Linked DNA regions of Homo sapiens: regions 1 and 2 are each linked to region 3. Evidence: chromatin loops called from intact Hi-C (ENCODE). Cell type or tissue: heart left ventricle. All regions are shown on one strand. Links, peaks and the distances in the headings refer to the core of each region. The heading gives the core; the rest is flanking DNA. Region 1 has its middle 31 kb from the start of HCG9. Region 2 has its middle 8.9 kb from the start of HCG9. Region 3 holds the start of HCG4B (HLA complex group 4B).

Region 1 (10,394 bases), core at 2,707-7,706, 80 kb before region 3:
TACTCCTTTCCCACCATTTTCCCCACTGCATCACTGGTTCCCCACCTCTCAATTCTGTTCTCAGCACAGCAGCCAGAAAGAAGCTTTCAAAGGATGAGCCCTACCATGTCCCACTTTTCAAAACTGTCCTCCCCATGTCATTCAGAGCAAAGGTCAACACCCTTCCCACACCCTTCAGGGCTACCTGCTCTAGCCACACCTTTGACCTCACTTCAGTTTCTCTGTGTCCAGCCCTTCTGGCCTCTTCCTCCTTCCAGGAACACAGACAATTTCCTGCCCTAGTGCATCTGCACTGAAGGTTCCCCTGCCTGAAAAGAACTTTCCCAGACATCCTTGTAGACAACTCCTCACATCCCTCAAATCTTTACTCCAAGGTCACATTTGCAACAAGGCCCATGCTGACCACCCAGCACAACAGCCACCTTCCTGTCCCCACAGCCCACCCTCTGGATCACCTGCCACACAGCACTTGCCACCTTCTAACTCAAGCATTTTCTGTTCCTACTCTGCTTATACTATATCTATCATCTGCCTACAGAGGTGTCCAATTTTTTGGCTTCCCTGGGCCAGTTGGGAAGAATAAGCATTGTCTTGAGCCACACATAAAATACACTAATGACAGCTGATGAGCAGAAAGAATAGAAAAAAGAAAAACATGTGCGTGCATAATTTTCATGATATTTGCTACCACAGATAAGCAAAAAAACTTCTTACATTCAAAGCTGTCCCGGGCCACACGCAGCCCGAGAGCTGCAGGTTGGACAAGCTTGCATCTAGAACGTATACACCACAAGGCCAGAAATTTTTCTGTTTTTACTTTAATGATGTTTTCTAAATGCAAAAACAGTCATATACCTAGCAGACAACAAATGTCAGTTGAATGAATGATCACTGTAGAGCACCTCTGTATTCTAAAGGCAATATCTTTATTAACGTAGCTAAAGAACAACATCATCTCACACCAACATCAGTGCTGCCAGTGCTTTTCTCACCAGGGCTGCTTGTGTGTCCTTCCCACCTCCTCCCACACCAACCCTCCTGCACACTGCAGCGCACAGCCATATTTTTCTGTTCAGGAAAGATAATCCTAGCCTTGTGGGTCCAATTTTCCAACCCCATATAAATCTAAATCAGACTCTGCTTTATAAATGCATGAGTTTGGATTGGAGCCAGCACTGGGATTACTACAACTCAGGCAGGAAGAAGAGTAGGAAAGCAGAAGAGGAGTTCCAACAGAAAGTTACCTACGATGAGAAACTATGGGACCCCTCCTCTCTGCAAATTTCAGAATCTGCTTCCTTTAAGAAGGCTGGGGAAAAAGATGGAAAATACAATCCAGGAAAGAGACCTGGAAGGAGGGCAAAAGATACAGGGGACTGAAAATTTGTCTCTTCATACCGGAAGGACTTCGATGTGTAGGGACCACCCTAGGTGACATCCAAGTCCCTGTGATCACAGGTCCTGGTGGGACAAGGTTCTACTGAAGGGCCAAGGACAGTGGAGCAGCAAAGATGACCCAGGTGAGCTGTGACCACATAAAGCCCATGGTGGCCTGAGCACACACTGGGCACAGCCCCATCTACTCTCCTCCCCTGCAACAAATCAGCACAAGAAACACGTGGACTCTGGAAGGTTCTCATGTCTTCCATTTATTTTGTCTCTCAAATTTTAGGAATCTTCTCCTTTAATTAACCCATCAACCCGTCATGGAAATAATTTGAAAAAAGTAAATTTATACTCAGATTCTAATTTTAATAGGGAAGTAAGAAGTTACAGCTCAGTGCACCATGAAGTTGAGACAGAGATGGAGACATCCCAGCACCACTTCTCTGGAACAGGAAAGGTGATCGGGGAAGGAATGTAGGTCAGTGTGGGGAACAGGGTCATGGTGGACACGGGTGTGGGCTGGTCTCCCCACCACCTCACATTATGCCTATAGGGACACAGACACATTCAGATGCCTTTGCAGAAAGAGAAGTCAGGGTTCTTGAAGTCACAAAGGGAAGGCATGAACAAATCTTGCCTCTCAGTCCCACACAAGGCAGCTGTCTCACACTATAGAAAAAATATTCATGAACAAATTCATATCACTCACAGTGAGGGGTCACACCTTCAACAGCCCATCATGTGCTGAATACATCCAAGTCAAAGAAACCCCATAGCACAGCTATATCCACTGTTACCCCAACAACCCACACACATCAGCCTCCCCAGGGTCTCACCTTTACAAGCCGTGAGAGACACATCAGAGCCCTGGGCACTTTGGCTGCCTGGGGTAGAACAAAAACAGAACCTGGTCAGATCCCACAGGAGATGTGGCTAGAGGAGGAATTGTGGGGTGGGTGAGCTCCCCCATGGGCTCCCAACCACAATATCCCAAGGATCTCAGGGATCAGCCTCCTTCATACTTACTTGCAGCCTGAGAGTAGCTCCCTCCTTTTCTATCTGCGGGAAGAAAACGTCCTGTGAGAGGCCAGGAAGGTAGCAGGGCCATGAGGTCCTAGAGGAACCTCCTAGTCTTGGAACCTTGAGAAGTTTCCAGAAATGTGTGACTGCAAACCAAGGGCAGGATCAGGAAAAACAAGGAAAGCAGATGTGGGTCCTGGACCAACTGCCCTCCTAAGGTCTGTCCTCAGCAGGGACCTTCCCCTGACCTGTGATTACTGGGGTCAGATCCCCATCACTACAATCATCAAGGTGAGAAATCTGTCCTTCATTGTCACAGGTGCTTACAAAAGAGTAAGTGCTGGCACACAGGGCCCAGGCTGGGTAGGCCCATGAATGTGGATGGTGCTTCCCGGTAACCAGGCAGAACACATTTCTACCTGGAGCTTGAAACCCCCAGTGGGACAAGAAAACTCAAACCCGACTCCTCACCCCTTCCCCACCTGAGCTCTTCTTCCTCCACATCACAGCAGTGACCACAGCTCCAGTGACCACAGCTCCAAGGAGAACCAGGCCAGCAATGATACCCACAATGGGGATGGTGGGCTGGGGAGAGGGCTCTGGGAAAGGAGGGGAATGTGAGGGTTCTGACCTCCAGGACCCAGCCCCGACCCTGCTAAAGGTCTCCAGAGGGGCTCCTGCTTTCCCTAAGAGACATGGCCGCCCCCATCTCTCTCCTTACCCCATCTCAGGATGAGGGGCTTGGGCAGCCCCTTGTGCTGCACATGGCATGTGTATCTCTGTTCCTCTCCAGAAGGCACTACCACAACCGCCCACTTCTGGAAGGTTCCATCCCCTGTGGGCCTGGTCTCCACGAGCTCCATGTCCTGGGTCTGGTCCTCCCCATCCCGCTGCCAGGTCAATGTGATCTCCGCAGGGTAGAAGCCCAGAACCCAGGACCTCGTTATGCCTCATGTTCAGAGAGGGGGGTGGGTCACGTGTGTCTTGGGGGGGGTCTGAAAGGAAGAGTCGGAAAACTCAGGCACTTTGCATTCCTCATGGGACACCCCAGCAGCGCCCATGTGACCATCCTGATGAATAGGACACCTGGGGTGGGGAAGGGAGCACAGAGCCCAGACACCAGCCTGGACACAGGCGCCTGGGATAATCTCCTATTCCTTGGAAAGTTCTAGTCTCTGAGCAGGGTAGCAGGGACTTCTGGTCCTGATCTGAGTGGAGGCCAAGGGACTCAGAGGAGCTGGAGTCAGACTCCGACACATTGAGTGTGAGGCAGAGAACAAGGCCCGGGAGGAAAAGTCCTGGTGCCCAAGGTTGCTGTGGGGTGAAAGGGGACCGCGGATCAGTCTTCCAGGGATTGTCTTCCCCTCCACTCCCTCAGAGACTTCATCCCTTAATTGTCCCAGGAAGAGCAGGGTGGGCCCTCAGAGTCAATCTCTGATACAGGATCTGGAAACCCAGGAGGATTCCTCTCCGTCAGGACAGGAGGGAGGGCGATATTCTGGTGGTGGTTCCATTTTCTTCCCCTCCTTGTGCGAGGCCAGCCCGGGAGATCTACAGGAGATCGAGCAGGCTCCCCATGGCCCCTGGTACCCGCGCGCTGCAGCGTCTCCTTCCCGTTCTCCAGGTGTCTGCGGAGCCACTCCATGCAGGTGCCCTCCAGGTAGGCTCTCCTTTGCTCAGCCACATTGGCCGCCTCATACTTGCGCTGGGTAATCTGAGCCGCGGTATCCGCGGCGGTCCAGGAGCGCAGGTCCTCGTTCAGGGCGATGTAATCCTTGCCGTCGTAGGCATACTGCTCATACCCGCGGAGGAGACGCCCGTCGGGCCCCAGGTCGCAGCCAAACATTCCCTGGAGGATGTGATACCCTGGCCCAGTTCCCGCGGTCAGCCCCGCCCACCGAGCCCTGGCCCGGCCCCTAGCAACCTGCGGAGATTTTGGCCTCAACTGAAGATGAAACCAGGTAAAGGCGCCTGGGGCTCTCCCGGGTCGAGGATCTCTGCAGGTCCCGCAGCCTCGGGGTCGATCTTGGACCCGGAGACTCAGGGGACCAGGGCCGTCCGTGAGGCATGGAGCGGGGAGTAAGTGATCTGCGCCCCGGGCCGGGGTCACTCACCCGCCTCGCTCTGGTTGTAGTAGCGGAGCAGGGTCCGCAGGTTCACTCGGTCAGTCTGTGCCTGGGCCTTGGCGCCCAGTGTCTGTAGGTCCCAATACTCCGGCCCCTCCTGCTCCACCCACCGCGCCCGCGTCTTCATCCTCAGACTCACGGCGTCACTGTCGACCCGCACGAACTGCGTGTCGTCCACGTAGCCCACGGCAATGAAGCTGGGCTCCCCGCGGCCCGGCCAGGAAACGGCGGTGCTGAAATACCTCATGGAGTGGGAGCCTGGGGGCGAGGAGGGGCTGAGACCCGCCCGACCCTCCTCCCGGCGCGGCTCCCCGGGTCCTGCGCCCCAGCCAGGTGGACCTTTCGCTCCTCACGGCAGAGGCCGTTTCCCTCCTGACCCCGCACTCACCCGCCCAGGTCTCGGCCAGGGCCAGGGTCCCCGAGAGCAGCAGGAGGAGGGTTCGGGGCGCCATGACCCCATCGTCGGCGTCTGGGGAGACTCCGAGTCCCGGTGGGTGCGTGGGGACTTTAGAACCGGGGCCGCGCGACGCTGATTGGCTTCCCTAGAAACCCGACACTCAGTGGGAGTGAGAACTGGGTCCGCGTCGTGAGTGTCCAGGAAGAAGGACCCGTCGCAGGCTGGGAGAGGGAGAAGAGAAACTCTGCGGAGATGGGGAATCCCCAATGCTGCACCTCCCCAGCCCATGCACCGCCTTCGGGGCCTGAGACCCTGAGAGCCATGCCTGGGGCTCTGGGACTTCGCCCTGACCCCGCTCCTCCTGTGACAAACGCTCTGTCTCAATGTTCCCTGAGTCTTGGTCCAGGAGCTGTCCGAGAAACCAGGAAGAAACCCTCAGCTTGGGCCCCGTCCCTCTCCTTTCACTTTTCATCCGGGAATTCCTGTCCCTGAAATGGACTCCCTGCTTCCCCGCTGCTTACCTGTTCCCCTGGACTCTTCAAAAAGAAAACTCACCCCAGGGAGCTTGGTGCCAGAGAGGGAGCTCTCCCTGGGAATGGAGGTGTAGAGACAGAGGTTTTTTTCTTTTATTTCTTTTTTCTTTTTCTTTAAATCTGGAAAAGTTGTGCCTGGGTGCATGAGATAGTATAGAGACCAGTTTGCTTTTTGTGTATTAACTACAGTGGGTAGCAGAATCTTGGTAACCCCTGAATGATCAGGAATCTAATCGGTAAAAACATGTGACTTTGGCCCCTTGATATATAAAGTGTCTAAAAGCATTACAACAGGACTCACAAAGCTCCTAAGTTTCACTTTTGCAAACAAGGTATCTGTGACTCCCGCTTGTGGTGTTTTAAATTTACCTTTATTCCATAGCCCTGAGTTTCTGTGAGTCCAGGACATCTCCTCAATACAAAGTAGCCACTGTGTTCCTATGTGTTGCAACCAGGAGTCAGTACAGACTTCATTCACCTCAAAGTTGCAAGCGCTCGATGCAGTCACAATGTCCATCACCAGTGCTCATGCACTGCCTGTTTTTAGGAAGTATCCACATCTAAGTGGTGTGTATATTTCTTAGGAACACTTAGTATTTTTAAAACCTGATTAACATAAAAACAATTAGTTTTTAAGCAGACCCACTTAAGGTATTAAAGGCCAACTGCAAGTAACACCCTGCGAGGCTCTGTAGATGGATCTATTGAAATACCATTAAAAAAAGTGTTCAAACCTAAGAGTTGTGCTGCTTTTGAATTCTATCCCTCTACTCCTTTTCCTCACCTACTGCTTCTCCAGCCCTTCCCTCCGTCCCTCTTATCACTCAGCCCCTCCTCTCCCCTTAGTCCCCATCACACTGTCACTCCTGAATTGTGACACTGGCACTCTCCCGTTACCTGCTACGTGACTGTTCTCTCCACAGTGGTCCTGCTAATGTGAGTCAAAGTGTGTCATTTCTCCACCTAAAACACTCCAGTGGCTCCACCTTGGTCTTGTGAAGCTTCTAGAATGTCAGGCACGTGAGCATATGAGGGGATACCTGGTTCATTGTAGGGACTAAATTAATTTTTGTTGACTGAATGAATGAAATATGAGTATATTAAATTGCATCACAGATAATTATAAAATGCAAAACACTGAAAAAGTTCAGAAAGATTTTATTTTATGTAACTAGTGTATATATCAATTCATCAGTTCATTCCATTAGTCTGTTGAGCCTGTGTATGAATTTTATAAGACTGTGTAAAAAATTATCACAAACATTGGCTTTAAACAACACCCATTTATTGTATTTATTTATTTGTTTTTATTTATTGTATTCATTTATTTGTTTTTAGAGACAGAGTCTCTAAAAACTGTCATCCAGCGTGAAGTGCAGTCACATGATCATGGCTCACTGCAGCCTCAAACTCCTGGGCTCAAGGAATCCTCCTGCCTCAGTCTTCAGAGTAGACAGGACTGCAGACAAGTGCCACCACACCCAGCTAATTAAAAAAAAAAGTGTAGAGACGAGTGTCTCACTGTATTACCTGGGCTGGTCTCACACTCCTGGCTGCAAGTGATCCTCCTGTGTCAGCTCCTCAAATGTTAGGATTACAGGAGTGCACCACCACGCCTGGCCAAAAAACACCCATTTATCTGTTTATAGTACCTTAGTCAGAAATCTGGGCATGATGTAGATGGAATCTCTGTTCCAGGCTTCCCAAATCTGAGTCTTCATTTTGAATCCTCCTTTAGGCTTATACAGAGGTGGCAGAATGTGCTTTCTTGCAGTTTTAAGACTGAGGTCCCTGTTCCTTGCTGGCTGTCAATGTAGAGAACAGGGAGGGCTGTACTCAATTCCTGGTGCCCACCAGTGTTGTTTCCTACACAGCCCCTTCATTTTCAAAGCCCACAGTGGAGGAAACCCCTCATGCTGAATCCCTCTCACACTGTGAATCTCTATGCTCAGGAAGAACCCAGTCCTTTCAAGGACTCTCCTGATTAGGACAGTCCAAGCAGCATAAACCCAGCCTGAAGTCAACTAATTGAGCCCCTTTATTATGTCTGCTAAATTCCTTCACAGCAGCACCTACATTAGAGTTGGTTGAATAACTGGGGGAAGGTGAATGACCAGGAGGTGGTTGTTGGGGCCATCATAGAATCACTCTAGCAAGGGATGAATCTTCCTTTTGTGTTTAATTGGGACACAGTTGGAAATTGAAGTTCAAGTAAAGTGATCATTGTGAACGATAATAAAATACATCCTCTTCAGCCATGGAACTTCTCCTTTCCTTTTAAAACTAAGTTACATGTTTAATGTCTTATAATTAAGTTAGGCAGGGGTGGTGGCTCACGCCTGCCATCCTAGCACTATGGAAGGCAGAGGAAGGCAGACTTGTTGACTCCAGAAGTTCAAGATCAGCCTGGGCAACATGGTGAAACTCTCATCTCTACAAAAAAACTAGAAAATTAGCCTGGCATGGTGGTTCATGACTATAGTCCCAGCTACTCAGGAGGCTAAGGTCAGAGGATCCCTTGAGCCCAGGAGGTCGACACTGCAGTGCATGGTGATCATGCCACTGCACTCCAGCCTGGGTGACAGAGTGAGACCCTGTCTCAAAAATAATAATAATGATGATGATAAATTTAGAGCAAATGCAAATTAACATGTAATAATGCATCCTGTCTTGTGAAAATGTATTAGTTATTTACTATGCATAACAAATTATGTAAAACTTAGCAGCTCAGAACAACAAATATTCCTCATCTCCCACAGTTTCCAATGATCAGAAATCCAGGAGAGGTTTCCCTGAGTGCTTCTGGCTCAGGGCCTCTCACAAGGTTGCAGTCCAGTTGTCAGCCTAGGCCTGCATCATCTGAGGACTTCACTGAGCAAGGCCATAGAGGAGTCCTCGAGCTACAATTGGCCATCAGAGGAGTCCCCTGTCTCCTAGGAATGTCCTGCCTTAGTGTCACTGGTATGACCCATCAGTCGTTGGGAACAGCCCATGGGAAGAGGGCCTCAGCACCAATGTACTGAGGATGTCAGAACACAAGAGCAGGGCCTTGGGAGATTGCCCACAAGTGTGACTCAAACCTTCTGCCCTGACGGGTCTGGGCCCTTGGAAATCAAATCCTCTCAGGCTGAATTGCTGGATGATTCTGCTCACACTTACAATGGGGCAAGGGAAACCAGAAGGCTCCCAGGTGGATCTCTGGTTTCCACACACACTTCTACCCTTGTGTGAAACAGCCATGCCTTCTCCTGGGGATGAGGATCTATTTATTACCTGGGCCTGGAGAGGAGGAGAATCTTCTTCTCACCAAGTGGTATCTGGGCACACACTGTCCAAACTTCTCTGGTGACTAAAGTAATGTGTAGTTCAGTGGGCTGTCTTTTGTCTCCTTTTAGGGGTACACTCCTTTGGAAACCAGAACCTCGTATCCTGCACAGCCCAGTGTTGGGAGATAAAATATGCGAAATACCCCATTGAGTGAATCTAAGAGATTGGACATGGAGCCAAACCTGCTTCCGCCTTTTGATTTCTGGACACACATGTTCTTCCTATTGAGAACACAGAACTCTAGAGACGTCTCTGATTCAAACAATGCACTGTGTCCTGAAAGATGGCACCCACCCCTCAGAGTGCTTCCTCCAGGCTGGCACTGAGTTGTGCCTGTAGAAGACCTGTCCAGCCTTCCTTGTGGCTGGCAGCTCCTGGGTAGTGCAGATGGTGATAGGATTAGTGGAACCCACAGCCGTGGAAACACTGAAACTTTCCCTGCAAAGTGGGTCCTTCAGGCAGATAATGGGCTAGGAGCACTGCCTAGCCTGCAGACCAGGAATGTCAACAGCACCCAGAGAGTGGTGCTGGCTGTGTCTGAGAGCAGGACAGGAAAACCCACCCATAGAATCGGTACCTAACCCTGTGAAGATGAAACTCTGGCCCTTCCAGGTTGGAAGTAGCTAAATGTAGTCAACTTGTTACTTAGTGGGTAGTCATGTAAAGAAATAGTGCCCCACTAGGGCACATCATGGGCCTCAATTGCTGATGAGTTGGACATTCAGAGGTGGCAGCAGCTGGATCTGCCTTGGTGTGGGGAAGTCAGTGCTGCTGGCCCCTTACGGAGCCTCATGCCTGCCACTGTGGTTGCTCCATTCATGCACTCATCCTACCAGGCCTGGGCTGACCCATGGTGAAAGCTGGCTAACTGCCATTTGTCTGTTTGGTAGTTCAGTGCCACTTCAGACTTGGGTGTTTTCTGTGGGTGTCAGCAAGGGATTCAAGCTCAACCCAGGTGGACTGTTTTCACCTGATGATGAATGCTGTTGGGCCTGTACCATCTATGACTTTGTGGGTCACACAGGCACTTGGAACCCCGTAGTTGCTTGGTATCCCGTGGTCAAACATTCTATTGAATCAGGACAAGGAACACTAAAAGTTGCTTCTAACAGGGGGCATGTGTCTCTGCTGTGGATGACATGATCTTACTCCAGAATCCCAGGCCCTCCACTGTGACTCTCCCACTGGTGCTTGGTTCAGCTCCATCCTGTGTCTTTCCCCACCACTGGCACCACCAGCCCCAGGGGTCTGAGGGATGGTGGCTGCTTGTACCATGGCCTGGATCTGCTGCAGGGTCCTTTCCTGTGTAGGCCCCACTTGAAGCTGGCATCCTCCTATGTCACCTAGACTGTGGGCCAAAGCAAAATGTCTAGATGTGGAATGTGGTGTTGTTATAATTCAAAGAGGCTCACCAAGCAGTGTGCTTCCTTGCTTCTGGTGAGGATGCAAGATGCAACAGTTTTTCTTTTACCTTGGAGGGGACACACCTGCATTCCCCTAAACACTTGGCACTTGTTCACCCATAAAACTTCACTTCAGTGCCCACCTTTGAAGCTGTATAAGGTTTATCTTCACCTTGTGGGGTGCGTGTGTTTTGCAAAGGAC
Region 2 (10,394 bases), core at 1,866-6,865, 58 kb before region 3:
TCATTCTGGCTCAAGCTCACACTCCTCCAGGAAGTCTGTTACTGTGAAGGTCACTGACATGCTCAGTATTGTCATCTCTCCATCTGTCTGTACCTCTGTGCAGCTTTCCTCACACTCAATAACTCTTTTCTTATTTTGCTCAGTTCCTGTGGATTCACTTCACAAACATTAATTCAAAGTAGTTCCAGCTGGAAGAAAGAATAGAAAATTATAAAAAATCTTTGTGAAGGCACCACCCAGGTTTGTCAATTGGCGACATTTTAATATTATTGGCTATATGTAGTATACATAGAAAAATAATAGAAATATATGTAGATAGCCTTGATTTTTCACAGCTCTGATATGCACATGTTTCAGTCAGTACTGTACTGAGCAAATCAAGAATTGCAAGAGGATGTGTGACTTGAATTTAGTGTATGCCTTTATATTTTTACTAAGTTTTAGGAAATCTCTTTGTTTGAAGTCTTTTAGACTTGTTTTTTTAGAACAGGTCTCCTCACTCTGTCACCCAGGCTTGAGTGCAGTGGCACAAACACAGCTCACTGTACCTCAACCTCCCAGGCTCAAGCGATACACCTACCTCAGCCACCCAAGTAGCTGGGGGTATAGCTATGCTCCACCATGCCGGGCTAATTTTTGTATTTCTTGGAGAGAGGGTTTTTGCCATGTTTCCCAGGCTGGTCTTGAACTCCTGAACTCAAGCGATCCACCCACCATGACCTCCCAAAGTGCTAGGATTACAAGTGTACACCACCTTGCCTGGCTTTGCTTTTAGACTTCTTATAAATTGTTTCTGGCTAATTTTATCATTCATTTGCTTGCTTTTTCAGTTAACATGTTCTATGACATGAATCTATGTTCATACAAATAGTTCATTTGCTTTCATTGGTGGATAGTATTCCATGGGAGGAATATACTACAATTCTTCTCTTTCCCTCTTCATTGACCTTTAGATTTTCTCTATTGTAGACCTCACTGCAATGAACATCCTGGGACATTGCCTCCTGCTCTCAGAGATATGTGAGTTTCCCTAGAATATGCATATAGGAGTGGGGTCACTACAGCTTTTCCATATGATGTTACATGATGCAAAATTGTTCTCTGAAAGAAATAATCCAAATGCCTATCAAGAGGGGGCTGATTAAAAAGCACCGCACTCAAAAGAAGCAATCTCTATTTTTTTTTTAAATATTGCATATATATACAATGGTGTATCATGAAAATTTCAAACAAAGATGTAGCTAAGCTCTTGGTATTTCTTCATGTGATGGTCTTTGTGATACAATGTGAAGGGAAAAGGCAAGGTGCAGGAAAGCATATGTAGTTTGCTAAAATTTGTGTGAAATGGGAGAAAGATTATATACATATACATTTAGATTGACTTGCATATGCATAAAATGCCTTTGAAAGAATAAGCAAGAAACTGATATAAATAGCTGCCTGTCAAGATGGGGTAGCATAAGAGAGAGACTTTTAACTTTTTGAGTTTTGAGCCAAGTCAAAACATAAAATAAAAGATAATTCCAAGGCAGACAAAACAAACAAAATCAAATCCTTCAAAATAAAAAACTTAAAAAAAGAGCCTAACAGAATTAATTCTCTTACCTTCCTTAATTAAAAAAAAAAACTGTCTAAAAATTATATCACTTCTCAAACAAGGATGTTTCCTGTCACTTTAATTCAGTATGTTGTTTTCTTTTTCATTGCACTATCTTTCTTTATGTGTGTGTCTGTCTTTCATTCATTAAAAGTCAAAATGAGAGCATGGTTACTTCACAAATGCAACCGGTTTGGTGAAGGAAATTTTGACCAAATCCTGATGTAAATGGTGAAGCCCAATCTACAAGGAATTCTACGGGGTCCAATGTACCAATTGTGGCTTCAGCAGGCTCAGAACTTCCTCTACTGTCCATGTGAGCTCAAGTATGTGATATTTAGAAAAGAGAACACTTGGTAATTCTCCTGGAAAACACACGATTGAATCCATTTGCTGAATTTGGAAGGTTCTCATTATGAGCCCATTCTAAGTATGTGTCATATGAGGTCACCCTGTATTTGGATCAGAAGGTATAGTCAGAGCTCACATCCCAGGCCCAAACAGCCCAGGACAGCAGAGCAAGACTCGTAGGTCAGTTTCATAAGGGGTGGGAAGGATTGGGGGTGTGGGGGCCACTTGTGAAGTAGTGGGAACCCCAGATGCTGTGTGAAGCTCAGCCTCTGGATTGCCCTGTAACCCCACATTTGATTCCTTCCTGGGTGTCTGCCATTCCCGGGATCCCAAGGAAATCAAATGCTGCAGACTTGGGTGGGGTGCTCTCCAAGATGGCCCATGCATGGTCTAGTTTATCCTATACCTTTGCCTGTCAGCCCTCTTCTGATATTAGAAATCAATATGGATTGCCTTAGGGTGGTGATTCTCAAAGTGTGTTCCTGGGACAAGTAGCATTGGCATCACCTGAGGACTTGTTAGAAATGCAATTTTCAGGCCCTGCCTCAGACCTACTGAATCAGAAACTGCATTTTAACGGGCCCCCAGCAGAATTCTGCATTTCAAATCAGGCCTCTCTCTCTCTGTCTCAAGACTCAATATTGAGCAGCTGTGACTTCTGGATAGTCATATATGGGACACACTTCCTTGCCAGGAAGCACCTGGCTCCTCAGTCAGCTTAGTCTGAGTCCTGGCCTGGCCTAGGAGAGAAAAATTCATGTCCTGGGTTCTGAGCAATGCTCTCCTGTCCTGGATGCCTGTCAGACTCCTATTTATACCTCAAAACGCAGCTCAAATGTTGTGTCTTATGAAGCTTCTGTGACTCCTTGGTCAGAGCAGATGGTCTACATGTGCATCCGCAAAGCAAGTTGCATATTCTGCCAACCATTTGTGTAAGAATTTCCTTACTGGCAACAGAGTGAGACTCTGTCTAAAAAAATAAATGAATAAATAAATAAATAAATAAAGAGTTTCCTTACTGATCTCTGCCTGAGCAAGACGGCTTAACCTTGAAGGCAAGGGGGGTTTGGTTCCTCTTACCTCAGCCCCAGCTCCTTTAACACAATGCCTAGCACATGGTAGGTGTTTGATAAATGTTTACCAAATGAAGGGATTTCCTGCAATGACCTAGGAGACAAGAAGGTGGAATAAAAGCTCACAAGCCAAAAGTGGGTGGGAAAAGGTCTTCCAAATCCCAGTGCTGTGTGAGCACAGGGCCCACTGATGTTCACTTTTAGAAGCTTCCCATCTATCTTGTTCTCTTCTCACCAGAAACATCTATGCTTCCCCACCAAGGTCCACCTAATCGCACTTTACCTTTCAGGACCACCTTTCAAATTAGCTGGGTACAAACTCCACAGCAACTTCCTGCCTTAGCTCCAAATACTCAGCTGCAGGCCTGGTGTGGGGCTTCATGCTAATCCTAGCACTTTGGGAGGCCGGGGCAGCAGATCACTTGAGCCCAGGCCTTAGAGACCAGCCTGGGCAACATGGCACAACCCCATCTCTACAAAAAACACAAAACATTAGCTGGGGCTTGTGGCGTTCACCTCTAGTGACAGCTATTCAGGAGTCTGAGGTGGGAGGATCTCTGGGGCCGAGGAGTTCGAGGCTGCAGTAAGCCGTGATCATGCCACTGCATTCTAGCCTGGATGACAGAGTAAGACCCCATGTCTAACAAACAAAAACTACAACTCTGAGGCTAATTTGGTGGGAGTTAAGAGCTTATCCTACTGCGGTGTCACTATGAGTGATATTGGGTGGCTTTAAGATTAGGGGGTGTTTACATTTCTAAAAAGAAAATTGCTCCACAAAGAATGTAAAGTTTTGGTGTGTGCAGGGGTGGGGTCTTCAGGAGAAAAAAGGCAATAGCTCCAGTAATACTCAGTAGCTGACTGTCCTGCCCACCTCTCACCCAGAGCCTAGGCAGGGGCTGGATTCTCACCTCAGCCCCTCCTCAGCGTACCCTGGATGTGGATGGTCCCTCAGTGTGAACCCACCTGGGCTCTGACTGTGGCTGCTCTTCCCACTGTTATGGAGCCTTAGTGGGTGTGGCGCATGCAGGGGGCCTGCTCAGGAGACCAAGTGCCCTTTAAGTCTCAAGACCTACATTTTTGAAGCACCCATGTCAGATGTTCAGGATGGAAGGGACTCAGATGCTCAAATCATAATAAAAGAAAGAATCCATCCCACTCTCTCAGGTGTGGTGGAATTAAAATTAAATGACAATCAGTAATCTAAAATGATCATATTCTCAGTGTTGACTTTATCATTCAGCCGACGCCTATAACCCAGGGATGGATGAGGCATTGTGGAGGAAGAGTTTATTTCTTCTTTCTGAAGGCTCCATCAGCTGGAGTTTTTGCCCTATGACATGGAGAGGAGACTTTGCTTCAAGCTAAGTTAGGACTGAGCACAGTGGCTCACCCATGTTATCCTAGAACACTGGGGAGGCTAAGGCAGGAGGATCACTTGAGCCCAGGAGTTCAAGACCAGCCTGGGAAGCAGTGAGATGTATTCTGTTCAATTTTTTTTTTTTAATTAGATGGTCATTTTGGGGCTTTCCTGTAGTCTTGGCTACTCTGGAGACTGAGGCAGCAGGATCACTTGAACCCAGGAGCTCAAGGCGGCAGTGAACTATGATCAACTCACTGCACTACAACCTGGGTGAGAGAGCAAGTCCCTATCTCTAAAAAAAGAGAAAGTGACCTGAGTTGGGACAGGACATTTGGACTTTTTCATTAAAATTGTATTTCAAATGTTGTAAAACTTCATAATCAGCATTTTACCCTTTTAGAAAGTAGAATCTGCTCAATTACAGAAAATATAAAAAATGTAGTGAAGCAGAAAGATGGAAAACACCTGTGTCCCCACTGGGAGGATCCGGATGAACCTCTGCCTGGCAGAGCCTCAGAGACGTCAGTGAAAAGGGGCCCTGGAGCTGTGCTTTGCAGCTGCCCCCTGAGTTTCCACCCCTGGTTTCTGTGCATGTGGTGTCTGTGCAGGATGACTTAGTGCAGTCACACTGTATGAGTTATTTTGAATCTTGCTTTTCAAATTTTATTATTATCAATAAGCAACTTTATATGTTATCATAAACTCTTCTTAAACAGTACTTTTCCTGGCTGTATACTATTTCCAAAAAATGACCCAGCTACTCTTCTTTTACAAGTTCTTCTTCCTTATTGTAAATAATATCTGATTAATATCCTTATACCTAAAGATTCTTCTATATTTTGCATTTCATTGTAGAATTATAGATTTCTCAAATATAAATTATTTGGTCAAACTGCATGAACTTTTTTTGCTTTGTTTTTGAGATGGAGTCTCACTCTGTCACTGAGGCTGGAGTGCAGTGGCACAATCTCGGTTCACTGCAACCTCCACCTCCCAGGGTCAAGTCATTCTTGTGTCTCAGCCTCCCGAGTAGCTAGGATTACTGGCGTGCACCACCACACCTGGCTAATTTTTTTATTTTTAGAAAAGACGGGGTTTTACCATGTTGGTCAGGCTGGTCTCGAACTCCTGACCTCAGGTGATCCACCCGCCTCGGACACACATGTTATAAAATTGCTTATCAAAAGCAGCATACCAATTATATTCACCCATCATTCACCTCTTATTTGTTAAGCCCCTCCTCTGTACTGGTATGTTCTAGATGCTAGGGATACAAGTGGTGGCTGGACAAGGTCCTGGCCTCAAATAATATGTTTTAGTGGTACAGACAACAACTTTCAAATTTATTCTAATATCAGTGATAATTGTTATGGAGAAAATATACTCGGGTTAGAAGATTGGTGGTGGTGAGGATGGCAGGAGATATATTTTGTTGGATAAGAGGTTCCTGAGAACTTGACTAAGGGACATTTGAGCAGAGAACTGAATGGCATGAGGAGTGAGCCATGTGGATCCCTAGGGAGCAAGTGCATGTGGGAGTACCAGCAGGGGCCGGTGGCAGAGACAGGATTGAGCAGTGACAAGAGACTGGTGCGAGTGCAGATGAGTGATCTGGGCTGAGAGTGGTGAGATGAGGCCAGAATGGCCAGAGGGGCCCCGTGTTGAGGGGCTAATAGGAAATGGAGAGAGGAAGGGAAGAGGCTGGAGTGTCTCTGGGATGTGGTGGTGAGGATGGGCTCTAATTCCCATTCGAAAGCTTCACTCTGCCTGTTGTGTGGGTGATGGACAGCTGCATGAGATGCAGCAGGCAGCCCAGCTGGAAGGCCCGTCGGATTTACTATCCTAGAGAGAATGGCTCTGGGGAGGAGGCAGTAGACGAGTGTGAAGTGATTGGTTTTGGGGTTAATACATTTTTCAGATGGTCTCAGCAGTTATTTAATAGAGAACCATTCATTTATTTCCACAGTTGATTCCAGATGGCTTACTACAACAAACCAAATAATAAATATACATGCATTATTTAAAAACCAACAAGGCCTGGCGCAGTGGCTCATGCCTGTAATCCCAGCACTTTGGGAGGCCGAGGCGGGCAGATCACGAGGTCAGGAGATTGAGACCATCCTGGCCAACACGGTGAAACCCCATCTCTACTAAAAATACAGAAATTAGCCAAGCGTGGTGGCGGGCCCCTGTAATCCCAGCTACTGGGGAGGCTGAGGCAGGAGAATCGCTTGAACCTGAGAGGCGGAGGTTGCAGTGAGCCGAGATCGTGCCACTGCACTCCAGCCTGGGTGACAGAATGAGACTCCTTCTCAAAAACAACAACAACAACAAAAAAAACAGCTGGGAAAATATAGACTTAAAATATTAAGGCTGGGGTAAAACTAGAACATTACTCAGCAAGAAGGAACATCTGAAACATTTGCAGAAATGGAGTTGACTGTTTCCCTAGCCATAGATTTGTTGGCTCACAATTGTGTTGCATCAGGGAGCCACAGAGGGGGGTGACAGTGCAGGTCACTTGGCCCTTGTTTCCTGTTTCAGGAATATTTTCCTGTTTTACACTTAAAGTCAAAGCAAATTTATGTAACTGTAATTTGTTCAAAAATGAAGTCAACAGCTAAAAAGTCAGAAAGTAAATGTACAAACCCCAGGGGTCTAAGGACAGTCTATATTTCTCCCCCAAAATGTCCTCACCCTGCACTATTGAATGGAGACAGTCCTTTCCAGGCGCCCTAAGATGCAGGGGCGACTGGGCTGCAGCCCTATCTACAGGTGTCCTTCTTTATACCTGCAGTTTCCTTTACACCTGACAGCCAACTTCACTGACCTCACCTGAGCTAGGAATTTGTTTTTTTGGTATTGGTTCTATTTGAGTCATTGTGCAGGCTTAAAACTGTGACATGGAAGTTTTGCTATAATGGTTTTTCTTTGATGGAATTTGACACGCACAGTGGCTCTGGCTTCCCTGTCACTCCCAGGAGAGAACGGAGTGTCCTGCACTTTTTTTTCAAGATCCCTGTGTAAGAGTGATCAAGAGACTTGGAGTCAGGGGCTCCTCCAATCTCACCCTCCTCTCTGATGCTTTCCAGCGTGGGGCCCTTGGCTCTCTGCACATCTGATTAATACAATTGTCTCAGCTCCTGAAATAAAAGCACAGGTGCACATAACACTGACTCCTGCGTGCAGTGCCAAGGTGGGGAGGTTTCCTGGATGCCAGGTTTAGCACTTTGACTCTCATTCACGCACACACACACACACATACACACACACTCTCTCTCATATACAGATACACACGCTAACTGATACACACAGGCACACACAGTCGCACACACATTCACACACATATTTAGACACACTCTCACACACAGATTCACACACACGGGCACACACACACAGGCACACACACACACACATGCAGCCTGAGTGAGCGTTGTGGGACAGGCTGACTTCAGGGGTGGAGTAACAGGAGTCTCTCAGTTCCTTCTCAGTGGACTTTGTCTCTTTTTCCTGGAGGTGGAGGAGTCTGTACTCCATGAGGGGAAGTCCTCTGAAGAAGGGGGGAGATACTCAGGAGCGGGGTCCAGAGATGGACAGGGATGGAGAAGTGGAGACAAAGCGGAGGGGGCGGGGCAAGAAGGGAGCCCACGAGGAATGGGGAGAGGGAGGACCTTCTAGAGGTCAGAAATATCACACGCAGAATTTGGTTCTTTGTTTTTGTGTTTTATTAAGATGGATTTAGTAAACCAGCCGAAGTGCAAGATATGGAGTCTACATTGCAAAGGACACGTCTTAGTCTCCTGCTAGTTTGAACTCATCAGTAGTAGCTAGGAGAAGAGTGCCAGAAGCCTTGCGTGGGGCGCGCAACGCCCCTTTGCAGCGACCCCATTCTCTGCATCCCACGGACCTCCCCACCAGGGACCATGTTGGTCCCCTCCCACCCAACAGGAAGGAAAGGAAGAAGTCTGAAGGCTTTGGATCCTCCCTAGCGCACTTTTTCTCGCCATTTATTCCCAGAGTGTCCTTGCCTCCGCTCCGCTATCCCAACCCCACTATAACAAAGCACATCCTGCGCGCTGGGGCCAGAAATCCTCCTTTGGCCTCTGACTCACTGGTGCCATTTCACTGTGTCCTGTCCTTCCGGCCATTGTCACTGGGTGAAGCCCCAGAGAGCTTGAGCTTGGAGCCCAAGAGAGCTGGATTCTTAGAGCGTAGCTGTCCGCACAAACATTCTTTTTTTTTTTTGGTCTTTATTATTATTATTATTATTATTATTATTATTATTATTATTATTATACTTTAAGTTTTAGGGTACATGTGCACAATGTGCAGGTTAGTTACATATGTATACAGGTGCCATGATGGTGTGCTGCATCCATTAACTCGTCATCTAGCATTAGGTATATCTCCTAATGCTATCCCTCCCCTCTCCCCCCACCCCACAACAGGCCCCAGAGTGTGATGTTCCCCTTCCTGTGTCCATGTGTTCTCATTGTTCAGTTCCCATCTATGAGTGAGAACATGTGGTGTTTGGTTTTTTGTCCTTGCGATAGTTTACTGAGAATGATGATTTCCAATTTCATCCATGTTCCTACAAAGGACGTGAACTCATCATTTTTTATGGCTGCATAGTATTCCATGGTGTATATGTGCCACATTTTCTTAATCCAGTCTATCATTGTTGGACATTTGGGTTGGTTTCAAGTCTTTGCTATTGTGAATAGTGCCGCAATAAACATACGTGTGCATGTGTCTTTATAGCAGCATGATTTATAGTCCTTTGGGTATATACCCAGTAATGGGATGGCTGGGTCAAATGGTATTTCTAGTCCTAGATCCCTGAGGAATCACCACATTGACTTCCACAAGGGTTGAGCTAGTTTACAGTCCCACCAACAGTGTAAAAGTGTTCCTATTTCTCCACATCCTCTCCAGCACCTGTTGTTTCCTGACTTTTTAATGATTGCCATTCTAACTGGTGTGAGATGGTATCTCATTGTGGTTTTGATTTGCATTTCTCTGATGGCCAGTGATGATGAGCATTTTTTCATGTGTCTTTTGGCTGCATAAATGTCTTCTTTTGAGAAGCGTCTGTTCATATCCTTTGCCCACTTTTTGATGGGGTTGTTTGTTTTTTTCTTGTACATTTGTTGGAGTTCATTGTAGATTCTGGATATTAGCCCTTTGTCAGATGAGTAGATTGCAAAAATTTTCTCCCATGTTGTAGGTTGCCTGTTCACCCTGATGGTAGTTTCTTTTGCTGTGCAGAAGCTCTTTAGTTTAATTAGATCCCATTTGTCAATTTTGGCTTTTGTTGCCATTGCTTTTGGTGTTTTAGACATGAAGTCCTTGCCCATGCCTATGTCCTGAATGGTAATGCCTAGGTTTTCTTCTAGGGTTTTTATGGTTTTAGGTCTGACGTTTAAGTCTTTAATCCATCTTGAATTAATTTTTGTATAACATGTAAGGAAGGGATCCAGTTTCAGCTTTCTACATAGGGATAGCCAGTTTTCCCAGCACCATTTATTAAATAGGGAATCCTTTCCCCATTGCTTGTTTTTCTCAGGTTTGTCAAAGATCAGATAGTTGTAGATATGTGGTGTTATTTCTGAGGGCTCTGTTCTGTTCCACTGATCTATATCTCTGTTTTGGTACCAGTACCATGCTCTTTTGGTTATTGTAGCCTTGTAGTATAGTTTGAAGTCAGGTAACGTGATGCCTCCAGCTTTGTTCTTTTGGCTTAGGATTGACTTGGTGATGCAGGCTCTTTTTTGGTTCCATATGAACTTTAAAGTAGTTTTTTCCAATTCTGTGAAGAAAGTCATTGGTAGCTTGATGGGGATGGCATTGAATCTATAAATTAGCTTGGGCAGTATGGCCATTTTCACGATATTGATTCTTCCTACCCATTAGCATGGAATGTTCTTCCACACAAATATTCTTGAGATTTCTTCAGATCTGAAAGTCAGCCTGAGTTTTTAGACTTGCTTCTGAGTTTTAGACTTTGGCC
Region 3 (10,394 bases), core at 2,380-7,379:
CATATACACCATAAGGCCCGAAATTTTTCTGTTTTTACTTTAATGATGCTTTCTAAATGCAAAAACAGTCATATACCTAGCAGAAACAAATGTCAGTTGAAGGAATGATCATAGAGAACCACTCTATTCTAGAGGCAATATCTTTATTAATGTAGCCTCAGGACAAATGCTTTATTTTTGTGGCAGCTACAGAACAACATCATCTCACACTGACATCAGTGCCACCAGATCTTTTCTCACCAGGGCTGCTTGTGTGTCCTCCCTCCCTCCCTCCCTCCCCCCACACCAACTCTACTGCACACTGCAGCACACAACCATATTTTTCTCTTCAGGAAAGATAACCCTAGGCTTATGGGTCCAATTTTCCAACCACATATGAATCTAAACTAGACTCTGCTTTATAAATTGATGAGTTTCTATTGGAGCCAGCACTAGGATTACTACAACTCAGGGCAGGAAGAAGAGTAGGAGTGCAGAAGAGGAGTTCCAACAGAAAGTTACCTATGATGAGAAACTATGGGACCCTGCCTCTTGGCAAATTTCAGAATCTGGTTCCTTTAAAAAGATTGCAGAAAAGATGGAAAATACAATGAGGAAAGAGCCCTGGGAAGACGGCAAGAGCTTGAACGATCTGAAAATTTGTCTCTTGATACCACAAGGACCCTGGTATGCAGGGACTGCCGTAGGTGACATCCAAGTCCCTGTGATCACAGGTCATGGTGGGACAAGGTTCTACTGAAGGGCCAAGTGTGGGTGGAGGATTACTCAGGTGCCGAGGCAAGAGACTGAAAGCACAAACTGTTTTAGTATAATAAAGAAAATAGTTAGAATAAGAATAGTCATAATACAAATTAGATATAGAGATGATCATGAACAATTATCAATCATTATTATAAACATTATTAATCATTAGCTTTTAATATTACTCTTTGTTGCATTACTAAGATAACCTAGGAATAACCGGCGGGTATAGGGTCAGGTGCTGAAGGGACATTGTGAGAAGTGACCTAGAAGGCAAGATATGAGCCTTCTGTCACGCCCGCATAAGGGCCACTTGAGGGCTCCTTGGTCAAGTGGTAACACCAGTGTCTAGGAAGGCACCTGTTACTTAGCAGACCATGAAAGGGAGTCTCCCTTCCTTGGAGGAGTCGGGGAACACTCTGCTCCACCAGCTTCTTGTAGAAGGCTGGATATTATCCAGAGCTACCTGCAGTCATCCAGAGGCCTAAACCCCTCCCTGTGGTGCTGTGCTTCAGTGGTCATGCTCCTTGTCCACTTTCATGCTCCTCCTGTACTCCTGGTTCCTCTTTGAATTTTGTAGTAGATAACGGTAGAAGAAATAGTGAAAGTCTTAAAGTCTTTGATCTTAAGTGCAGAAAAGAAAATGGTGACATATGCTACCTAAAAGGGAAGGGCCCCCTATCCTGTAATCACGTGACTTGCTTCACCTTGTCAATCATTTAGAAGATTCACCTTCCTTACCCTGCCCTTTGTCTTGTATGCAATAAATATCAGCGAGCCCAGCTGTTCGGGGCCACTACCGGTCTCCGCATCTTGATGGCAGTGGTCCCCCGGGCCCAGCTGTTTTCTCTTTATCTCTTTGTCTTGTGCTTTTATTTATTACAATCTCTCATCTCCGCACACGGGGAGAAAACCCGCTAAGCCCCGTAGGGACGGATCATACAGCCAAGGACAACAGAGCAGCAAAGATGACCCAGCTGAGCAGTGACCACATAAAGCGCACGGTGGCCTGAGCACCCACTGGGCACAGCCCCATCTACTCTCCTCTCATGCAACAAATCAGCATAAGAAACATGTGGACTCTGGAAGGTTCTCATGTCTTCCATTTATTTTGTCTCTCAAATTTTAGGAATCTTCTCCTTTAATTAACCCATCAACCTCTCATGGCAAGAATTTGAAAAAGTAAATTTATACTCAGATTCTAATTTTAATAGGGAAGTAAGAAGTTACAGCTCAGTGCACATAAAGTTGAGACAGAGATGGAGACATCTCAGCCTCACCTCTATGGAGCAGGAATGATTAATTATTGGAGACGGAACACAGGTCAGCATGAGGGAAGAGGGTCATGGTGGACATGGGGGTGGGTTGGTCTCCCCACCTCCTCATATTATGCCTACAGGAACACAGGCACATTCAGGTGCCTTTGCAGAAAGAGAGTCAGGGTTTTTGAAGTCACAAAGGGAAGGCGTGAACAAATCTTGCCTCTCAGTCCCACACAAGGCAGCTGTCTCACACTATAAAATAAAATATTCATGAACAAATTCATATCCGTCACAGTGAGGGGTGACACTTTAAACAGCCCATCACATGCTCAATACATCCAATTCAAAGAAACCCCATAGCACAGCTGCGTCCACTATTGCCCCCAACACCCCCCCACATCAGGTCCCCCAGTGTCTCACCTTTACAAGCCGTGAGAGACACATCAGAACCCTGCGCATGGTCGCTGCCTGGGGTAGAACAAAAACAGGACTTGGTCAGAGCCCAGAGGAGATGCGGCTAGAGGAGGAATCTGGGGTTGGGTGAGCTCCCCCATGGGCTCCCGACCACAATATCCCAAGGATCAGGGATCAGCCCACTTCATACTTACTTGCAGCTTCAGAGTAGCTCACTCTATCTGTGGGAAGAAAATGTCCTATGAGAGGCCAGAAAGGAGTCAGGGCCATACGGCCCTAAACAAACCCCCTAGCCTTTGATCCCAGAGAAGTTTCCTGAAAGTGTAACTGCTGATCTAGGACAGGATCAGGAAACATGAGGAAAGCAGGTGTGGGTCCTGGACCAACTGCCCTCCTGAGGTCTGTCCTCAGCAGGGACCTTCCCCTGTGACTTGTGACTGCTGGGATCAGGTCCCCATCATCATAATCATCAAGGTGATAAATCTGTCCTTCATTGTCACAGGTGCTTTACAAAAGAGTAAGTGCTGGCACACAGGGCCCAGGCTGGGTAGGCCCATGAGTGTGGATGGTGCTTCCCAGTAACCAGGCAGGACACACTTCTAACTGGGGCTTGAAACCCTCAGTGGGACAAGAAATCTCAGACCCCACTCCTCATCCATTCCTTACCTGAGTTCTTCTTCCTGCACATCACAGCAGAAACCACAGCTCCAGTGACTACAGCTCCAAGGAGAACCAGGCCAGCAACGATACCCACGATGGGGATGGTGGGCTGAGAAGACTGCTCTGGGAAAAAAGGGGAAGGTGAGCGTCCCTGACCCTCAGCCCCCAGCACCGACCCTGCTGAAGTTCTCCAGAGAGGCTCCTGCTTTCCTAAGAGACATGACCCCCCCTCCACTCATCTCCTGCCTTACCCCATCTCAGGGTGAGGGGCTTGGGCAACCCCTCATGCTGCACATGGCACGGGTATCTCTGTTCCTCTCCAGAAGGCACCACCACAGCTGCCCACTTCTGGAAGGTTCCATCCCCTGCAGGCCTGGTCTCTAGAAGCTCCATGTCCCGAGTCTGGTCCTCTCCATCCTGCTGCCAGGCCAGTGTGATCTCCACAGGGTAGAAGCCCAGGGCCCAGCACCTCAGGGTGGCCTTATAGTCAGAGACGGAATGGTGGATCATATGTGTCTGGGGGAGAGGTCTAACAGGAAGTGTCAGAAAATTCAGGCACTTTGCATCTCTCATGAGACACTCCAGCAGCACGCATGTGGCCATCCTGAGAATGGACAGGACACCTGGGGTGGGGAAGGGAGCACAGAACCCAGACACCAACCTGGACACAGGTATCTGGGATAATCTCCGAATTCCGTGGAAAATTCCAGTCCCTGAGGAGGGAACAGTGACTTCTGGTCCTGACCTGAGTGGAGGCTGAGGGACTCAGAAGAGCTGGACTCAGACCCCCACACACATTGAGTGTAAAGCAGAGAACAAGGCCTGAGGGGAAAAGTAACGGGGCCCAAGGCTGCTGCTGGTGTCAAAGGGAACCCCTCATCAGTATTCCAGGGATTGTCTTCCCTTCATTTCCTCAGAGATTTCATCCCTTAATTGTATCAGAGAGCAGGGCAGACCCTCAGAGTCACTCTCTTGTACAGGATCTGGAAACCCAGGAGGATTCCTCTCCCTCAGGACCAGAGAGAGGACGACATTCTAGTGTTGGTCCCATTTTCCTTCTCTCTTTGTGGGAAGCCAGCCCAGGAGATCTACAGGCGATCAGGGAGGCGTCTTGTGTTCCCTGGTACCCGTGAGCTGCAGCGTCTCCTTCCCGTTCTCCAGGTGTCTGCGAGCCTCTCCACGCACGTGCCCTCCAGGTAGGCCCTGATCTGCTCTGCAAATTCTTCTGCCTCCCACTTGCGCTTGGTGATCTGAGCCGCCATGTCCGCCGCGGTCCAGGAGCGCAGGTCCTAGTTCCGGGCTATGTAATCCTTGCCATCGTTGGCGTGCTGTTCATACCCGCGGAGGAGGCGCCCTTCCAGCCCCAAGTCGCAGCCATACATTATCTGGAGGGTGTTAGACCCTGGCCCCGCCCCCGCGGTCAGCCCCGCCCACCGAGCCCCGCCCCCGCCCCGACCAACCCGCGGGGATTTTGGCCTAAACGGAAAATGAAACCTGGTAAAGGCGCCTGGGCCTCTCCCGGGTCGAGGATCTGGCGGGTCCCGCAGCCTCGGGGTGGATCTTGGAGCCGGAGACTCGCGGGGGGGACCCGGGACGTCCGTGGGGGATGAGGAGGGGTCGTGACCTTCGCCCCAGGCCGGGGTCATTCACCGGCCTAGCTCTGGTGGTAGTAGCGGCGCGGCATGGGCAGGTTCACTCTTGTCAGTCTGTGCGCGGGCCTGATGTTCCGTGTGCTCCGGTCCCAATACTCCGGTCCCTCCTGCTCCAACCACGGCGACTGCGGCTACATCCTCGGAGTCGCCGCGTCGCTGTCGAACCGCACGAACTGCGTGTCGTCCACGTAGCCCACTGCGATGTACCGGGGCTCCCCGCGACCCGGCCGGGACACGGCGGTGCTGAAATACCTTATGGAGTGGGTACCTGGGGGCGAGGAGGGGCTGAGACCCGTCCGACCCTCCTCCTTGCGCTGCTCCCCGGGTCCTGCGCCCCAGTGCGCGGGCCCCTACCTCCTCCCCGCAGAGGCCATTTCCCTCCGGATCCCGCACTCACCCGCCCAGGTCTCGGTCAGGGCCAGGGCCCCCAAGAGCAGCAGGAGGAGGGTTCGGGACGCCATGACCCCATCCTCGGCGTCTGGGGAGAATCTGAGTCCCAATGGGTTCGCGGGGACTTCTGGAACAGGGACCCCAGCGACGCCGATTGGCTTCGCTAGAAACCCGACACCAAATGGGGGTGAGAACTGAGTCCACATCCTGAGTGTCCAGGAAGAAGGACCCTACATAAGTTGGGAGAGGGAGAAGAGAAACTGCGGAGATGGGGAATCCCCAACCCTGGGCCTCCCCAATCAATACATCGCCTTCGGGGCCTGAAACCCTGAGAGCCACGCCTGGGGCCATAGGACTTCGCCCTGACCCCGCTCCTCCTGTGCCAAGCGCTCTGTCTCAATGTCTCCCTGAGTCTTGGCCCAAGAGCTGTCTGAGAAACCAGGGAGAAACCCTCGTCATGGGCCCCGTCCCTCTTCATTTTTCATCCCGGAATCCCCGTCCCAGAACTGGACTCCCTGCCTCCCACTCCTTACCTATTTCCCTGAACTCTTCTAGAAAAAAACTCACCCCAGGGAGCTTGGTGACAGAGAGGGAGCTCGCCGCCAGAGAGGGAGCTCGCCGCCAGAGAGGGAGCTCGATGCCAGAGAGGGAGCTCGCCCTGGGAATGGAGGCGTAGAGACAGGTTTTTGTTTTTTTTTTCTTTAAATCCGGAAAAGTTGTGCCTGAGTACATGAGACAGCATAGAGACAAGTTTTCTCTTTGTTTATTAACTACAGTGGGTAGCAGAATCTTGGCAACCCCTAAATGATCAGGTATCTAATCGGTAAAAAAATGTAACTTTGGCCCCTTGATACATAAATGTGTCTGAAAGCATTACAACAGGACTCACAAAGCTACTAAGTTTGACTTTCGCAGACAATGTATCTGTGACTCCCGCTTGTTTTTTACATTTACCTTCATTCCACAGCCCTGAGTTACTGGGTGAGTCCAAGACATCTCCTCAATATAAAGTAGCACACTGCGTTACTATATGTTGCAACCGGGAGCCAGTACAGACTTTATTCACCTCACAGTTGCAAGTGTTCAATGCAGTCACAATGCCCCTCAGCAGTGCTCATGTGCTGCCTGTTTTTAGGAAGTATTCACGTCTAAGTGGTGTGTATATCTTATAGGAACACTTAGTATTTTTAAAACCTGATTAATTAAAAAAAATTAGTTTCTAGGCAGTCCCAAATATAGTATTAAAGGCCAACTGCAAAGAAGGAACACTAAGTGTTTTTTAAACCTTATTAACATAAAAAACATTAGTTTTTAGGCAGTCCTACATTAGGTATTAAAGGCCAACTGCAAAGAACACTGAGCGAGGCTCTGTAGATGGATGTAATAAAAATCTATAAAACAATGTGTTTAAACCTAAGAATTCTACTGCTTTCCAATTCCTTCCCTCTGCTCCTTTTCCTAACCTCCTGCTTCTCCAGCCCTTCCCTCTGTCCCTTTCATCCCTCAGGCCCTCCTCTCCCCTTAGTCCCCACCACCCTGTCACTTCTAAATTGTGGCTCTAGCATTGTCCCATTACCTGCTACGTGACTGTTCTCTCCACAGTGGTCCTGCTCCTGTGAGTCAGAGTGTGTCATTTCCTCACCTAAAACACTCCAGTGGCTCCACCTCGGTCTTGTGAAGCTTCTAGAATGTCAGGCACGTGAGCATATGAGGGCATACCTGGTTCATCTTAGGCACTAAATTTTTGTTGACTGAATGAATGAAATATGAATGTATTAAATTGCATCACAGAAAGTTATAAAATGTAAAACACTGAAAAATTAAGAAATATTTTATTTTATGTAACTAGTGTGCATATCAATTCATTCCGAGTCTGTTGAGCCTGTGTATGAATTTTATAAGATTGCATAACAAATTATCACAAACATTGACTTTAAACAACACCCAATTATTGTTGATTTATTTGTTTTTAGAGACAGAGTCTCCCTCTGTCATCCAGGGTGAAGTGCAGTCACATGATCATGGCTCACTGCAGCCTCAAACTCCTGGGCTCAAGGGATCTTCCTGCCTCAGTCTTCAGAATAGATAGGACTGCAGACAAGTGCCACCACGCCCAGCTAATTAAAAAGAAATTGTAGAGATGAGTGTCTCACTGTTTGATCTTGGCTGGTCTCAAATTCCTGGATGCAAGTGATCCTCCTGTGTCAGCTCCTCAGATGTTAGGATTGCAGGTGTGCATTACCACGCCTGGCCAAACAACACCCATTTATCTGTTTATAGTACCTTAGTCAGAAATCTGGGCATGATGTGGATGGAATCTCTGTTCCGGGCTTCCCAAAGCTGTGTTTTCATTTTGAATCCTCCTTCAGGCTTATACAGAGGTGGCAGAATGCAGTTTCTTGCAGTTCTAAGACTGAGGTCCCTGTTCCTTGCTGGCTGTCAATGTAGAGAACAGGGAGGGCTGCGCTCAATTCCTGATGCCCACCAGTGTTCTTCCCTGTACAGCCCCTTCATTTTCAAAGCCCACAGTGGAGGAAACCCCTCATGCTGAATCCCTCTCACACTGTGAATCTCTATGCTCAGGAAGAACCCAATCCTTTCAAGGACTCACCTGATTAGGACAGTCCAAGCAGCATAAACCCAGCCTAAAGTCAACTAATTGAGGCCCTTAATTATATCTGCTAAATCCATTCACAGCAGCACCTATATTAGAGTTGGTTGAATAATGGGGGGAAGGTGAATGACCAGGAGCTTGTTGTTGAGGCCATCATAGAATCAGCCTAGCAAGGGCTGGATCTTCTTTTTGTGTTCACTTGGGACACAGTTGCAAATTGAAGTTCAAGTAAAGTAATCATTGTGAACGGTAATAAAATACATCCTTTTCAGCCATGAAAATTCTCCTTACCTTTTAAAACTAAGTTACATATTTATATCTTTTAATTAATTTAGGCCAGATTTGGTGGCTCACACCTGCAATCCTAGCATTGTGGAAGGCAGAGGAAGGCAGATTTGTTGACTCCAGAAGTTCAAGATCAGCCTGGGCAACATGGGGAAACCCCCATCTCTACAAAAAATTAGAAAATTAGCCAGGCACAGTGGTTCATGATTGTACTCCCAGCTACTCAAGAGGCTGAGGTCAGAGGGTCCCTTGAGCCCAGGAGGTCTACACTGCAGTGCATGGTGATCATGCCACTGCACTCCAGCCTGGGTGACAGAGTGAGACCCTGTCTCAAAAATAATAATAATGATGATGATAAATTTAGAGCAAATGCAAATTAACATGTAATAATACATCCTCTCTTGTGAAAATGTATTAGTTATTTACTATTGCATAACAAATTATGTAAAATGTACCATTTCAAAATAACAAATATTGATCATCTCCCACAGTTTCCAGTTGTCAGGAATCCAGGAGAAGTTTCCCTGAGTGCTTCTTGCTAAGGGCCTCTCACAAGGTTGCAGTCCAGTTGTCAGTCTAGGCCTGCATCATCTGAGGGCTTCACTGGGGCTGAGGATTCACATGAAACATGGATCAGTCACATGGCTGTTGGAAAAGGCCTAGTTCATTGTAATTGGGTCCCAGAAGGCCTCAGTTCTTAGCCAGATGGACCTTGCTGCAGGGCTGCTCATGGCACAGCAGCTGACTTTCCCCAGAGCTCATGATCCCAGAGACAGAGAGAGAGAAGGTGGAAGCTGCAGGGAGTTTTAGGTTCTACACCCAGAGTCACAAGCTGTTATGTCGGCATTGCTCCATCAGAAGTTGTATTAGTCTGTTCTCACACTGCTATAAAGAAATACCTGAGACTGGGTAATTTATAAAGGAAAGAGGTTTAACTGACTCCCAGTTCTGCATGGCTGAGGAGGCCACCCCAGGAAACTTACAATCATGGCAGAAGTGGAAGAAAACCCGTCCTTCTTCACATGGTGGCAGGAGAGAGAAATGCAGAGCGAAGCGGGGAAAAGCCCCTTATAAAACCATCAGATCTCATGAGAATTCACTCACTATCATTAGAACAGCATGATCCAATCACCTCCCATGAGGTCCCTCCTTCAATACTGGGGATTACAATTCGCATGACAATTGAAGATGTGATTTGGGTGGGAACACAGAACCAGGCCATATCAGAAGTGCATCATTAAGTCCAAGCCACACTCAAGAGAGGGAATTCAGCTGCACCTCTGGAAGGGAGCAGTATTAAAGGATTTGCATATATGTTAAAAGCAAAATTCAAACTATTATTTCAGGATTTTTAAGTTAAAGGCTTTTAATCTAATTATTTTTCCTTAACATTTTAATCTTGTCCTTTAATTTAATTTAGTTTAATGTTAAGTTCCAGGGTACATATGCAGGATGTGCAGGTTTGTTACACAGGTAAACGGGTTCCACGGCAGTTTGCTGCACCAATCAACCCATAACCTAGGTATTAACCCCTGCATGCATTAGCCATTTTTCCTAATGCTCCCCCCACCACCGCCCTCCCCCAACAGGCCGCAGTGTGTGTTGTTCCTCTCCCTGTGTCCATGTGTTCTCATTGTTCAGCTCACAATTATAAGTGAGAACATGTGGTGTTTGGTTTTCTGTTCCTGTGTTAGTTTGCTGAGGATAATGGCTTCCAGCTTCATCCATATCCCTGCAAAGGATTTGATCTCATTCCTTTTTATGGCTGCATAATATTCCATGGCATATATGTATCATATTTTCTTTATCTAGTCCCTCATTGGTGGGCATTTGGGTTGATTCCATGTCTTTGCTGTTGTGAATTGTGCTGCAATGAACAAACACATGCACATATCTTTATAATAGAATGATTTATATTCCTTTGGGTATATACCCTGCAATGGGATTGCTGGGTCAAATGGTATTTCTGGTTCTAAATCTTTGAGGAATCACCACACTGCCTTCCTCATTGGTTGAACCAATTTACATTTCCACCAACAGTGTAAAAACATTCCTATTTCTTTACAACCTCGCCAGAATCTGTTGTTTCTTAACTTTTTAATAATTGCCATTCTGACTGGCATGAGATGGTATCTTATTGTGGTTTTGATTTGCATTTCTCTAACGATCAGTGATATTGAGCTTTTTAAAATATGTTTTTTGGCCACCTGTATGTCTTCTTTTGAGAAGTGTCTGTTCATGTGCTTTGTCCACTTCTTAATGAAGTTGTTTTTTTCATGTAAATTTGCTTAAGTTCTTTTTAGATTATGAATATTAGACCTTTGTCAGATCGATAGATTGCATAAATTTTCTCCCATTCTGTAGGTTGTCTCCTTT

What was found. Peaks named below come from ENCODE experiments on the same cell type or tissue, not always from the same donor. Only the 100,000 strongest peaks of a DNase experiment are listed, where the experiment ranks them.
Region 1: a loop joins it to region 3, with 2.4 times the contacts of the local background. A loop is called at or near these places in 7 of 110 quality-filtered maps.
Region 2: it touches region 3 in a loop (2.2-fold over the local background); 25 of 110 quality-filtered maps call a loop at or near these places.

Annotation. Positions count from the first base shown.
Region 1 is chr6:30,001,196-30,011,589 of GRCh38, reverse strand. It overlaps the pseudogene POLR1HASP, the pseudogene HCG4P3 and the pseudogene HLA-J. Among named protein-coding and RNA genes, the nearest start is that of HCG9, 31 kb to the right of the region's middle. In heart left ventricle, for the core only: a CTCF peak has its summit at 4,683; DNase peaks (open chromatin) are centred at 4,269, 4,469 and 5,029; H3K4me3 peaks cover 1,809 bases; H3K27me3 peaks cover 1,601 bases.
Region 2 is chr6:29,978,803-29,989,196 of GRCh38, reverse strand. No RefSeq gene overlaps it. Among named protein-coding and RNA genes, the nearest start is that of HCG9, 8.9 kb to the right of the region's middle. In heart left ventricle, for the core only: no CTCF peak of the experiment used is centred there; no DNase peak of the experiment used is centred there.
Region 3 is chr6:29,921,263-29,931,656 of GRCh38, reverse strand. It overlaps HCG4B (HLA complex group 4B), which reads left to right and starts at 4,442. Exons shown (of 1, transcript NR_001317.3): 1 at 4,442-7,065. It overlaps LOC124901298 (a long non-coding RNA gene), which reads left to right. Exons shown (of 3, transcript XR_007059541.1): 2 at 2,920-3,218; 3 at 3,401-3,459. It also overlaps the pseudogene HLA-K. In heart left ventricle, for the core only: no CTCF peak of the experiment used is centred there; DNase peaks (open chromatin) are centred at 4,536, 5,166 and 5,736; H3K4me3 peaks cover 1,740 bases; H3K27ac peaks cover 1,411 bases.